Regions from separate parts of the Mus musculus genome. Here region 1 is linked to region 2. Evidence: chromatin loops called from intact Hi-C (ENCODE). Cell type or tissue: gastrocnemius. All regions are shown on one strand. Links, peaks and the distances in the headings refer to the core of each region. The heading gives the core; the rest is flanking DNA.

The links. A loop is a pair of places that touch in the nucleus more often than their neighbours do. Peaks named below come from ENCODE experiments on the same cell type or tissue, not always from the same donor. Only the 100,000 strongest peaks of a DNase experiment are listed, where the experiment ranks them.
Region 1: it touches region 2 in a loop (29-fold over the local background); 5 of 42 quality-filtered maps call a loop at or near these places.

Annotation. Positions count from the first base shown.
Region 1 is chr5:8,870,448-8,876,795 of GRCm38, reverse strand. No RefSeq gene overlaps it. Among named protein-coding and RNA genes, the nearest start is that of Abcb4, 20 kb to the left of the region's middle. In gastrocnemius, for the core only: no CTCF peak of the experiment used is centred there; no DNase peak of the experiment used is centred there.
Region 2 is chr5:9,253,963-9,260,310 of GRCm38, reverse strand. No RefSeq gene overlaps it. Among named protein-coding and RNA genes, the nearest start is that of Elapor2, 9.0 kb to the left of the region's middle. In gastrocnemius, for the core only: no CTCF peak of the experiment used is centred there; no DNase peak of the experiment used is centred there.

The DNA of each region.
Region 1 (6,348 bases), core at 2,336-4,835, 380 kb after region 2:
TGACAAATATGACCTTAGTTCTCCATGAAGCTTTCTTGTTTATTACCTGTTTAGTATGCTATGATTTTTTTATAAGTAGTTTTAGATTTATAAAGCAAAATTGAATTCAAAGCACAAAGCTTTCCTATAAACTCTCTTGAAAGTTGTCTTCTGATCTCCACACTGGTGCTGTGGCATGCTTACCTCCCACGAGAAAATTAATAACAATAAATGATAATAATATACAAATTTTTAAAACTTCCCCACCAGAAAGGAATATTTGTTACAACTGGTGAACAGATATGGATGCACCCTAACCATCTTAAGTCTATATTTTACATTACGTTTTCAGTAAGGATTTTTTTTGGCTTAAGTTTTATTGCATTTTTTATTAGGTATTTTTTTCATGTACATTTCCAATGCTATCCCAAAAGTCCCCCACACACTCCCCCACCCACTCCCCTACCCACCCACTCCCACTTCTTGGCCCTGGCGTTCCCCTATACTGAGGCATATAAAGTTGACACAACCAATGGGCCTCTCTTTCCACTGATGGCTGACTAGGCCACCTTCTGATACATATGCAGCTAGAGACACAAGCTCCGGGGGGTACTGGTTAGTTCATATTCTTGATCCACCTATAGGGTTGCAGATCCCCCCAGCTCCCTGGGTACTTTCTCTAGCTCCTCCATTGGGGACCCTGTGATCCATCCAATAGCTAACTGTGAGCATCCACTTATATGTTTGCTAGGCCCCGGCATAGTCTCACAAGAGACAGCTATATCAGGGTCCTTTCAGCAAAATCTTGCTAGTGTATGCAATGGTGTCAGCGTTTGGAGGCTGATTATGGGATGGATCCCCGAATATGGCAGTCTCTAGATGGTCCATCCTTTTGTCTCAGCTCCAATCTTTGTCTCTGTAACTCCTTCCATGGGTGTTTTGTTCCCAGTTCTAAGAAGGGGCAAAGTGTCCACACTTTGGTCTTCATTCTTCTTGAGTTTCATGAGTTTCACAAATTGTATCTTATATCTTGGGTATTCTAAGTATCTGGGCTAATATCCACTTATCAGTGAGTACATATCATGTGAGTTCTTTTGTGATTGGGTTACCTCACTCAGGATGATGCCCTCCAGGTCCATCCATTTGGCTAGGAATTTCATAAATTCATTCTTTTTAATAGCTGAGTAGTACTCCATTGTGTAAATGTACCACATTTTCTTTATCCATTCCTCTGTTGAGGGACATCTGGGTTCTTTCCAGCTTCTGGCTATTATAAATAAGGCTGCTATGAACATAGTGGAGCATGTGTCCTTCTTACCGTGTGGGGCATCTTCTGGATATATGACCAGGAGAGTATTGTGGGATCCTCCGGTAGTACTATGTCCAATTTTCTGAGGAACCGCCAGACTGATTTCCAGAGTGGTTGTACAAGCCTGCAATCCCACCAACAATGGAGGAGTGTTCCTCTTTCTCCACATCCACGCCAGCATCTGCTGTCACGTGAATTTTTGATCTTAGCCATTCTGACTGGTGTGAGATGGAATCTCAGGGTTGTTTTGATTTGCATTTCCCTGATGATTAGTGATGCTGAACATTTTTTCAGATGCTTCTCAGCCATTCCGTATTCCTCAGGTGAGAATTCTTTGTTAAGCTCTGCACCCCATTTTTTAATGAGGTTATTTGATTTTTTGGAGTCCACCTTCTTGAGTTCTTTATATATATTGGATATTAGTCCCCTATCTGATTTAGGGTAGGTAAAGATCCTTTCCCAATCTGTTGGTGGCCTTTTTGTCTTATTGACAGTGTCTTTTGCCTTACAGAAGCTTTGCAATTTTATGAGGTCCCATTTATCGATTCTTGATCTTACAGCACAAGCCATTGCTGTTCTATTCAGGAATTTTTCCCCTGTACCCATATCTTCGAGGCTTTTCCCTACTTTCTTCTCTATAAGTTTCAGTGTCTCTGGTTTTATGTGGAGTTCCTTAATCCACTTAGATTTGACTTTAGTACAAGGAGATAGGAATGGATCAATTCGGATTTTTCTACATGATAACCGCCAGTTGTGCCAGCACCATTTGTTGAAAATGCTGCCTTTATTGCATTATGATGAGAAAAGATACATACTTTCAATTTATCTGAATTTGTTAACATTTAAAAACATGTCTTGAGTAAATAAACTTACATCACATTCTTTTTTCCCTTTTGTACCCCAACTCCTCCCAGAGACACCCCCTTCAAAACCTACAATACCTTTCATTTTTATCATATTCTTTACAATTTATAAAATATTTTAACAATAAAGATGAGTATTTTAAAAGTTGTTTGATATAAAACAACAATCAATTGAACAGTCTTATGTAGATGCTTGTCTACAGCAGTACTGAAAATACATATGTTTTTCTCAATATAAATTTTAAATAACTCCAATTATATTAACAGTATATTTCAAAATAATATATCACTATTAGTTTTTTTAATGAACATAAATAGATAGTCTTTTTGTTTGTTTGTTTGTTTTGTTTTTAGTAGAGCTTGGTTACCTGGGAAGCTTCACAACCCTCCAAGCACGCCCAGATGTGATGTCTCTTCTCGGCATTCTCCTTCTCCCCACAGGCTTGCATCATGACACCAACGCACCACTATGTCTTGAGATGAGAGCTCCTTCTCTTTTAGGGTGCGCCCAACTTGCACTCTAGAAGGCAGCTAAAATAATTGCTAAGTCAATCAATACCAAATAATATCTTGCTTTCATCCAAGACAACAGTATTTATGAAGATCAAGAAAACTGTGGACTAAAAGGCAGTTGACGTTTATTTTTGCTGTGTTCTATGTAATGGATCATCACCCTAAGTGCTTTTATTGTATTTAGTACCTAAGCAATTCAGTAAAGCAACTGGTGAAAGAAATCATTATTATTATCATTATTATTATAAATAGGGCCCTTGAGAAATAAGTAACTTGTCTACAAGCCAAAAATCTGATGTTCTAAACAGAAACTTGGGCTTCTCTGACTGTAGAGCCTAGGTCTCCTCTGCCACCAAGCAGCAATCAATGAGAGGGAAATATTGAAATCTGGCTGCTCACAGAGAAAGAGGAAAGCTCTCAGGTTTCAACTCAAAGGTCACTTGTGCTCCACACTGGCTCTTTTGAAAGAGTCTGGGCAAAAACATTTCATCATTTATCTTTGTCCCTGAGCAGAGGTTTCTCTTTGCTATCCTAATTTCTCCAAGGACAGAGAGAGGTCTTTCACCTTAGTGTTTGACATTCCAAGTGGGACATAGTAATGCCACTGTGGAAGTGTCCCAAGACAATCATTTGGCTAATTGCCTTTTCTCCTCCCAGAAAAGCATGCCATTTTGTTTCATTCAACAAATATTTGTACCGAGGACTTTTGGTGTGTACAGCATTGGTCGAACTATCAGGCACAATGCATGACATCCACCTGCCAGGATCCTATAGTCTTTTGATGACCAGGAACATTGAGTTATATGGCACGCAGAACCTTATTGATTCTGGTTACTCAATGGCTTGAAATGCTTAGTGTTTCTGATCACTTGTCATTCTACAGACTGACTGGGCTCAGTTCTTGTCTCAGAAACCTGTGGGCAGACACCAACTGAGGCTGCAGCTTCCTGAGTACGTGACAGGCCTGTCCACGTGGCTGGCATGTGATGCTGGCTGAGTACCAAGGACTTTGTAGGATCAAGTCACATAGCCACTTCACAGGACTTTGGTTTCTTCCCATAGGAAGGGGCTCTGGTTTGGAGAGCAGGGATCATCATCACAGTTTGGGATCTTGCCTTCAGTTGAAAATAACTCTAGTTGCCATATTGTCGCAGGGTGAAGATGGTCCCTGTTCATGTGTCAGGGCATCTCATGCCATATACCTTGCTCAGCACACTCTAGCCATGGTTCAAGGTCTTGATCTTCAAATGCTCCTTCAAGTGCTCCTCACATTCTCCTTCTTCGTTCTTTCCATTCCCACCCCTTCTAACTTGTTTTTGAGGAGCCGTCTTTCTGTGTCTCTGTGTCTTTCTGTCTCTGTTTACCTGTCGGCCTGCCTGTCTCTGTGTGTCTGTGTGTCTGTCTGTCTGTGTGTGTCTCTGTGTGTGTTGTCTGTCTGTCTGTCTCCCCCCTCCCCCACTCTCTCCTGTGTGTGTTGTCTGTCTGTCTGTCTGTCTCCCCTTCCCCCTCTCCTGTTTGTGTGTGTGTGTGTGTGTGTGTGTGTGTGTGTGTGTGTGTGTGTAGGAAGAATTTTAATGCTTTAGGTAAGAATACTGTTGCTCTGTCTTGCATTAATTTCCAGAAAACCTGACACAAGGTCAGAGAGAAAGAGGACCAGAGTTTGGTACTTACTGCCCCTTGCTGTCTGTCCAGGGTTGCCAAGCTCAGCAGCACAGTGCTGTAAAGTGATCCTCCCTTTCAAAGGTCTGCAAACCTGGAGCACCAGGGTTCTGAGCTGAGTAAGCAAAACTGGATTTGTCATAAAAGGACTTGTTATGGGATCTGAAGACAAATGGCTGTGTTGTATATCAGAACAGGTTGAAGCACAACTTGGCTGGAATTCCGAAGCTGATTGATGCTGGTGAGTCAAATAGAGGGCCATCATTGTTCATAGCTGTGCACCACTGGATAATTTTTGAGATGGAACAAGAGAAATCAAGCCCAGGCTAGAAAAAGAATATGCTCACTAGATGGTACACACTGTAGCCACCTGTATTTAGTGAGTATCCTGAGGACCTATATCAGTCAGGGTTCTTTAGACAAACAAAACTTATAGACTGAATCCGAATATGTATACAGAAAAATGGGTTTATTGGAGTGGCTTACAGGCCATGGTCTAGCTAGTCCAACACTGGCTTTCTCCCAATAGAAAGTCCAAGAATCCAGTAGTTGTTCAGTCAACAAGGCTGGATGTCTCAGCTGGTGTTCACTATACTCTGGAGTCCTGAAGAAGCAACCCCTAATATCAGTGAAGCAAGAGCAAGGGCAAGCAGGCAAAGAGCAGAAGGTTTTTTCCTTCCTTGTCTTCTTATATAGGCTACCATGAGATGTGGCCCAGATTTAGAGAATGTCTTCCCACTTTGAGTTTTCCAAATTTAAGGTAAGCCTTTCTACCTCATGATCCAATTAGCTAAAAATCTCCTATAAGTGTGCCTAGTGACTTGACTTTTTAGTTAATTCCAAAATGTAGTTGACAACCAAGGACAGCTGTCACGGGAAAATGCCTTGAGTACCTGTGTCCATGTAAACAAGTTCTTTCTCTGGAGAACCTTAGCTCTGTTAGTCACAGCAACATCTCAACAAATCTTTATCTCTCCTCCTTCATGCCCAACTACTCTAATATATATGATATATAATATAAAATACATGATATATTATATTATATATGATACCATATATGACACATTATATCATAATATCTAACTATAAATTATATATTATGCAATATATAATATTATATATAGTATGATCTATATGATATACACAGTATATAATATATAATCATATAATATGATACATTACATGTCATGTATCATATGCTATATGATATTAAATACATGGTATATAATATATAACAATACATTATAAAATAATAAATTATACTATATAATAAATAATATATTGTTATAATATAGAATATATATTTATCAGCTCTTTGTTGTATTTGAGGAAGCTGTGTTCTTTTTGTGTCTTTTGCTTATTCTCTGGTCTTTGCCTCACTCTACTAACTTTGTGTTTTCTTGTTTCCCAGTTTTGGATGTGCATTGTTGGGTTGCATTGTGGGATAGTGTTCATTATTATTACCCCTCTTCTCACACATTCTGCAGAGTTTGGCACTGGATCAGGGACTCAATGTGAGTTCTTTCACCACTGAGGGGCATCCACAGCCCCAACATGCCCCACTTAATGCTGCTTCGGTTTATAAGTTTTGGGTTGTTGTGTGCCTTTCCCTATTGGAAATTGGTTGAATAATTTTAAAATATGTTTTTCATTCCATAGAGCATTGTGAGGTCTCTCTCCACACATACTTTCTATGGTTTCCTTTGTTGATTTCCAGTTGTGTTTCATTGTGGTCAGAAAAGATTACTGTTCTTATTTCATTAAAGTATATTGAGATTTTTTTTTTTTTGCTGCATGATATAAAAAATACCCTGGAAAATGTTCCACATGCTGATGAATTTTATTCTGCAGCTGTTTGAGGGGCAGTTCCGTGAGCACCTTGCAGATTCTTCTGGTCTAGAGGACAGCTAACTCCAAAGTTTCTTGGCCATTTTTTCTTTTTGGTTTGATTTGATGTGGCCAGTAAAATAGGGTGTTGAAGCCTATTTTATTATTATTATTTATTAGATCTCCTCTGTCTTTATA
Region 2 (6,348 bases), core at 2,244-4,743:
ACTCCTCAAATTCATGGCCCCTTATATTGTATTAGTGCTATGTATACAAAATTTACAAATACAACCTGCTAGGTTTATTTAGTGCTGCTTAAATATATGTGTTTATTGAGATATACACTCTCTCAACAGATAACCTTTTGGCGGCTTGTCCTTAGAGAAGACTGATTTTCCCTCTCTGGGCAAGTTATTGTCTACAAGTCTTCATTAGGCGTAGGGCTATGTGAGGTTCCCCCATTTACACTGGCAAATCAATAGGTGTTGTAATTTTTCAGGTTTTGCTAAGGCAGCCATATTGTTGACATGTACAGCATTCCTGCTGTATATAGAAGACACTGTCTTGCAGCAGATTCTCTTAGAATATTTTTGCCTCCTCTTCTGTGATGTTCCCTGAACCTTCATTATTCCTCCTATTGAATAGGTCTTCAGTCCAACAAGACCTGATGTTGACATCAGGATGTATCACTACTGAACCTTTCTGAATACCTTGCATATATATTGTGTGTATATGCATATATGCATATAAGCATATAATTATGAGTAATCATAAATGATTTGCTATTCTTTCATTTAAACTACACACATGGTATAAAATATATATAGGATGTATGATGTATGCATATCTGCATGTAAATGTGTAATTATGAGAAAACATAATTTTGTTATTCCTTTTTCAGATATCTCTAAAGTTATTTATCCCTCCTTCTGTGTTTCCCTCCTCCCCTTCCCAGTAGGTCCCCCTGTTACTTCCCATTACCCTTTATTTAGGTCCTGTGTCCTGTTAGTTCCTCTCTAGAGTTCTTTTTAGCCTCCACCCTATCTGGATCTGTTTTCTACCTCCCAGGTATCTGGAGTTTCTCCAGGTAATGTGATCATATCTAATGGTAGAAGGTTAAGACCCACAAGTAAAAAGAAACATTTGTCTTTATGAGTTCCCTCACTCAATGCAATATTTTCTAGTTCCACAAAATTACCTGCAAATTTAATAATTCTTCTTCAAGCCAAATATTATTTAATTATGTATACATACCACAAATTTCCATTATCCATCTATCAGCTGAAGGACATTTAAGTTGCTTCCATTTTCTGACAACTGAGGATAGAGAGCAATGAACATAGCTGAGCGAGTGTATATTCTATCAAGGATAACATCAAGTCCTTTAGGCATATGCTGAGGAGTGGGAGATTTGCTCATATGGTAGCTCTGTGTATAGCTTCTTGAGGATTCTTCATCCCAATTTCCATAGTTGCTGCACCAGCAGTGAATTAGGGCTCCCCTTCCCCCACATTTGTTGTTGTCAGTTGTTTATTTTACATAAAATATACATTAATTCAGTTTTATAAGAACAAAACTGAGGTGTACAAAAATATTATGGTTCTTGTCTTAATTACTTTTCTATTGCTCTGAAGAGACACCATAACCAAGGCAATTTATAGCTAGGGATGGTGCTGGAACAGTAGCTGAGATCTTACATCTGATCCACAATCCAACAGAGAGACAGACAGACAGAAAGCTTGAGTCTGAGCCTGATTTGGGCTTTTGACAGCTCAAAATCCATACCCAATGGCACACCTGTAACAAGGCCACACCTCCTAACCCTTCTCAAACATTTCCACTAACTAGAAGCCAAACATTAAAATAAGTGAGCATATGCAGGCAATTCCCATTCAACCATCATAGTTCTTCAGCTCCTTTTCTGTATCATATTTTGTATTTTACATATAATTTAGTTATTATTTAACATGTAGGAAAGGAGGAATAAAGATTCCAGAAAAATAGAGAAATTTACTTTTTTCCTCTTTTGTAATTTCTTAACTTATTTATTTTTATTCACTTTACATCTTGATCGTTGACCCCTATCCTCCCAGTCCTACTCTCACACATTCCTCCCACATATCCCCCTTCCCTTCTTTTCAGAGAAAATGGAGCACCCCGTTGGGTACCAATGTACCCTGGTATATCAAGTCAAAGGAGGACTAAGCATATATCCTCTCTCCCAGAGGCCCAACAAGGCATTCCAAGCAGGGGAAGGAGATCCAATGACAGGCAACAGGGTTGGAGACAGCTCCTGCTCCCACATGAAGTTAAGGTCCCACATGAAGACCAAGCTGCACATCTGCTACATATGTGTAAAGGACCCAGGTCCAGTCCATGCATGCCCTTTAGATGGTGGTTCAGTCTCAATGAGTCCCCATTGGCCCAGGCTAGCTGACTCTGTAGGTCTTCTTGTGGTGTCCCTTGACCCCTCCAGCTTGCTCATTTCTATCCCCCACTCTTCCACAAGACTCCCAAGCTCCACCTGATGTTTGGATGTGGGTTTTTGCCTCTGTTTCTGTCTACCCCTGGATGAAGTCTTTCAGGAGAGAGTTATGCTAGGTGCTTGTTTGTAAGCATAGCAGAGTATCATTAACAGTGTCAGGAATTGGCTCTCTCCCATGAGGCAAGTCTCAAGCTGGGGCCAGTTATTGGTTGGCCCTCAATCTCTATCCCTGCACCTCTTGTAGGCTGGGTAAATTTTGAATTGAAGATTTTATGGGTCCCTTAGTGTCCCCCTCCCGCCACCCAAAGTCCTGCCTGGCTTACAGGAAGTGGTCACTTCAGGCTCCATAGCCCTCAATGCTAGGAGTCTCAGCTAGGGTTACCCCTATCATCTCCCAGGAACATCCCCCATCCCAGGTCTCCAGCTTGTCCCAAAGACAATTTCATTTTTCTCTCCCAGCCCTCTCCCCACCTCACCTCCACTCCATAAATCTGGCCCCACTCCTCCTCTACCCCATCCCCCACAGTTCCCTTTCTCCATCCACTTCTGATGTCTATTTTATTTCCCCTTCTGCATGAGATTCAAGCATCTGCCCTTGGGCCTTAGCTTCTTTGAGTCTCTGTACTGTAGCATGGTTGTCCTGAACTTTATGGCTAATATCCACTTATAAGTGAGTACATACCATGTGTACCCTTCTGGGTCTGGGTTATCTCACAGGATTATATTTTCTAGTTCTATCCATTTGCAAATTTCATTATGTCTTTGTTTTTAATAACTGAATAGTACTCCATTGTATAAATATACCACATTTTCTTTATCTGTTCTTCAGTTAAGTGACATCTGGGTTGTTTCTAATTTCTGGCTACTATGCATAAAGCTGCTATAAATATAGTTGAGCAAGTGTCCTTGTGGTATGGTGGAGCATCTTTTGGGTATATGCCCAGAGTGGTATAGCTGGGTCTTCAGGTAGAACTATTCCCAAATTTCTGAGAAACCACCAGATTGATTTCCAAAGTCACTGGACAAGTTGGAGGGATTTCTAAGAGGGACAAAGAAGTCCATGCTGTTTTTTGTTTTGTTTGTTTGTTTATGAAGAAGGTCACTTGAATAAAAACTAACTTTGAAGGTCCTGATTTGTTTGTTGTTTGTTTGGCTGTTTGGTTGGTTTGTTTTATTTTTAAAGATAGTCGGCCATCCCTGGAAAGAGAGGCCCATTGGACTTGCAAACTTTATATGCCCCAGTACAGGGGAATGCCAGGGCCAAAAAGTGGGGGTGGGTGGGTGGGAGGGTATGGGGGACTTTTGGGATAGCATTGGAAATGTAAATGAGGAAAATACCTAATTTTAAAAAAGTGTAAAAAAAAAAAAAAAAAAAGAATTCCTGAGTCTGGGCTGGTACCCTGAGCAGACCTTGGGTGCAAACTCCACAGCCAGTCCCACAACACCCAGAGGCAAAATTGTATTACTTTTGAAGAAGAGGACTTTATAAGTTACTCTTATTCTGAGATGAATGCTTTTCAAAATCATCACAGCCAAGGAAGCAGGTAACCAAGCTAGTCTTCAGAAGGAGACTGGATAAATTGACTATGTGCATCCACTCAGTGGGACAATAAGGAACACTATAAAGAAATGAGTTGTGGAAAAATAAGGGAAAGACCAAAACAAAATGCAAACCAAGAGAAAGAAGCCAGCCTGAGACAGTGCACACAGTAGGTTTCTCATATATGACATCCTGGGTAAGGCAAAGCCAGGCACATTGTAAGACCACAGGAGCCATGTATGAACAGGAAGGGAAGCTGCATAGAAAAAGCATCTCAGATTTCTTTAAGGCAATGAAACTATTCTATAAGAAACTGTAGTAGTAGCTAGATGTCATTGTAGGCTTGCTCAGATTCACAGAACGTACAATACCAAGAATGATCCCTACAAAATCCTCACAGCCAAGCAATCAGAATCCTCCCCTCACCTAACGTCTGTGCCACCCTCCAAGCAGAGCCATTTTTCTTTGAAACAGTTGATGGATGACGTCATGGATAGACCATCTTAATACACACACCATTTCTTAAATGAATGTAACCTGTTCCCTGCAGGCTGAGAATGACGACAATCACTCAAGTCAAATAGCTTTGACCATAGCAGGAAATCTGTACCCAAAAATTGTGTGTACAATTCATTCCTTGGTGCTGCAGAACTGTCAACTCTTAGCTTAGCTACTATGGAGGTAAAATCCTTTGGTGATATGAGGGACATTGAAGTTCAGCCTTACTACAATGAACTCCAATGTCCAAAAATTGTTCTTATTTTGTGTTTGTACCACGGTAGAGCCAAGATTCTAAGCTCTACTAAAAACAAAACAAACAAACAAAAAAACTTTATCTATTTATGTTCATTTAAAAAACTAATAGTGAAATATTATTTTAAAATATCATGCAGTTAATATATTTGGAGTTATTTAAAATTTATATTGAGAAAAACATGTATTTTCAGTATTGCTGTAGATAAGCATCTACATAAGACTCTTCAACTGATTGTTGTTTTATATCAAACAACTTTTATAATACTCATTTTTATTGTTACAATATTTAAAAAATTTTAAAGAATATGATAAAAAATGAAAGGGATTGCAGGTTTTGAAGGGGGGTCTTCTGGAGGAGCTGGGGTACAAAAGGGAAAGAAGAATATGATATAAGTCTATTTACTCAAAGTATGTTTTTAAATGTTAATAAATTTAGATAAATTGAAATTATGTATCTTTTCTCATCATAATTCAATAAAACCTAAATCAAAAAAAATAAATAAAAGAGAGAGAAAAAAATATTTCCTTGATTTACTTCTCTAAGCCCATTTACCAATGAAACATTTCTCTTGAACTCTTTAGACTTCTTTAAAAGATCAAAATGAAACTATATGTAGTTAAAGAACAAAGGATTCAGACCAGACATGGAGGTGCATGACTTTAATCCCAGCATTCAGGAGACAGTAGTGGGCAGTTCCCTGGTCCACAGAGCAAGTTCCAGGTCACGAACCCCCACCCCCAAAATTTGTTTTCTTGGATAGAAAGTTTAACCTACTGTGAGAGGTTGTGGAAACACTCAAGAATAATACATTAGAACTCTTCAGAGAGATAAAACAATATTACACAGAGATACGCATGCAAAGATGTCAGAACTGGCTAAGTGATTATGGAAGGTAAGACAACCCTGATCTGCCCTATACCAACTAGAGATATAGGACACTTGAGCTCAGCCCAGGGCCAAGAGCTTGAGAGCTCAGATTTTTGAGAGCAAGAGAAGTTGTATGCCTCAGCTCAAAGACAGCAAATTCACCACATTCTTTCCACTCATGACAAGACAGACCAAATGTTGACTGTCCAAATGGTAAGCAGATCTACTTACTATTGGTCAAATCACTCATTTCTTTCAGAGACACCCTCATAAACACCAGACATAACGTTCTAATGATTATCCATGGGTGTCCCATAGTCCAGTCATGTTGACACAAAGCACTGATTATCTCAAACATGAAAGTAGACAAAGCTATAGTAAATGGAGGCTTTCCTCCTTACTGGCTATGTGAAAGAGCATTACCTGAAGCTCAGTTTTAATTTTTTCATCTGAAAATCAGAGCTAGAAGTGCTTGACATAGTAGGGTTGGTATGCAATAAATTAATCTATCTAATGAGCGCATGCACCTGAAGTGTCTACACTGTTATCAGGAGTTAGAGTTTGTTGTAAATATCCCTTCCCTAACATTACGTGTGCTGTACTAACCTGCAGTCTAAAAGTTCCCACAAAAAGACATGTCCCCAATGTCCTTAAGTCAAAAGTTCTGCATCTTGTTGATAATTATATTAGTCAGGGTTCTCTAGAGTAACAGAACTTTTAGGAAGAATCTTTCTACAGAGAGAGAAAGGAGATTTCATAGAATGGCTTACAGGTTGTGGTCTAACTAATCCAACAATGGCTGTCTATGGACCAAAGGCCCTAGAATCTAGTAATTTTTCAGTCATTAAGGCTGGATGTTTCAACTGGTCTTCAGTATTACTGGAATTCCTGAGAAGCAGGCTGTAGCTCCAGGAAAGGAGGAATGG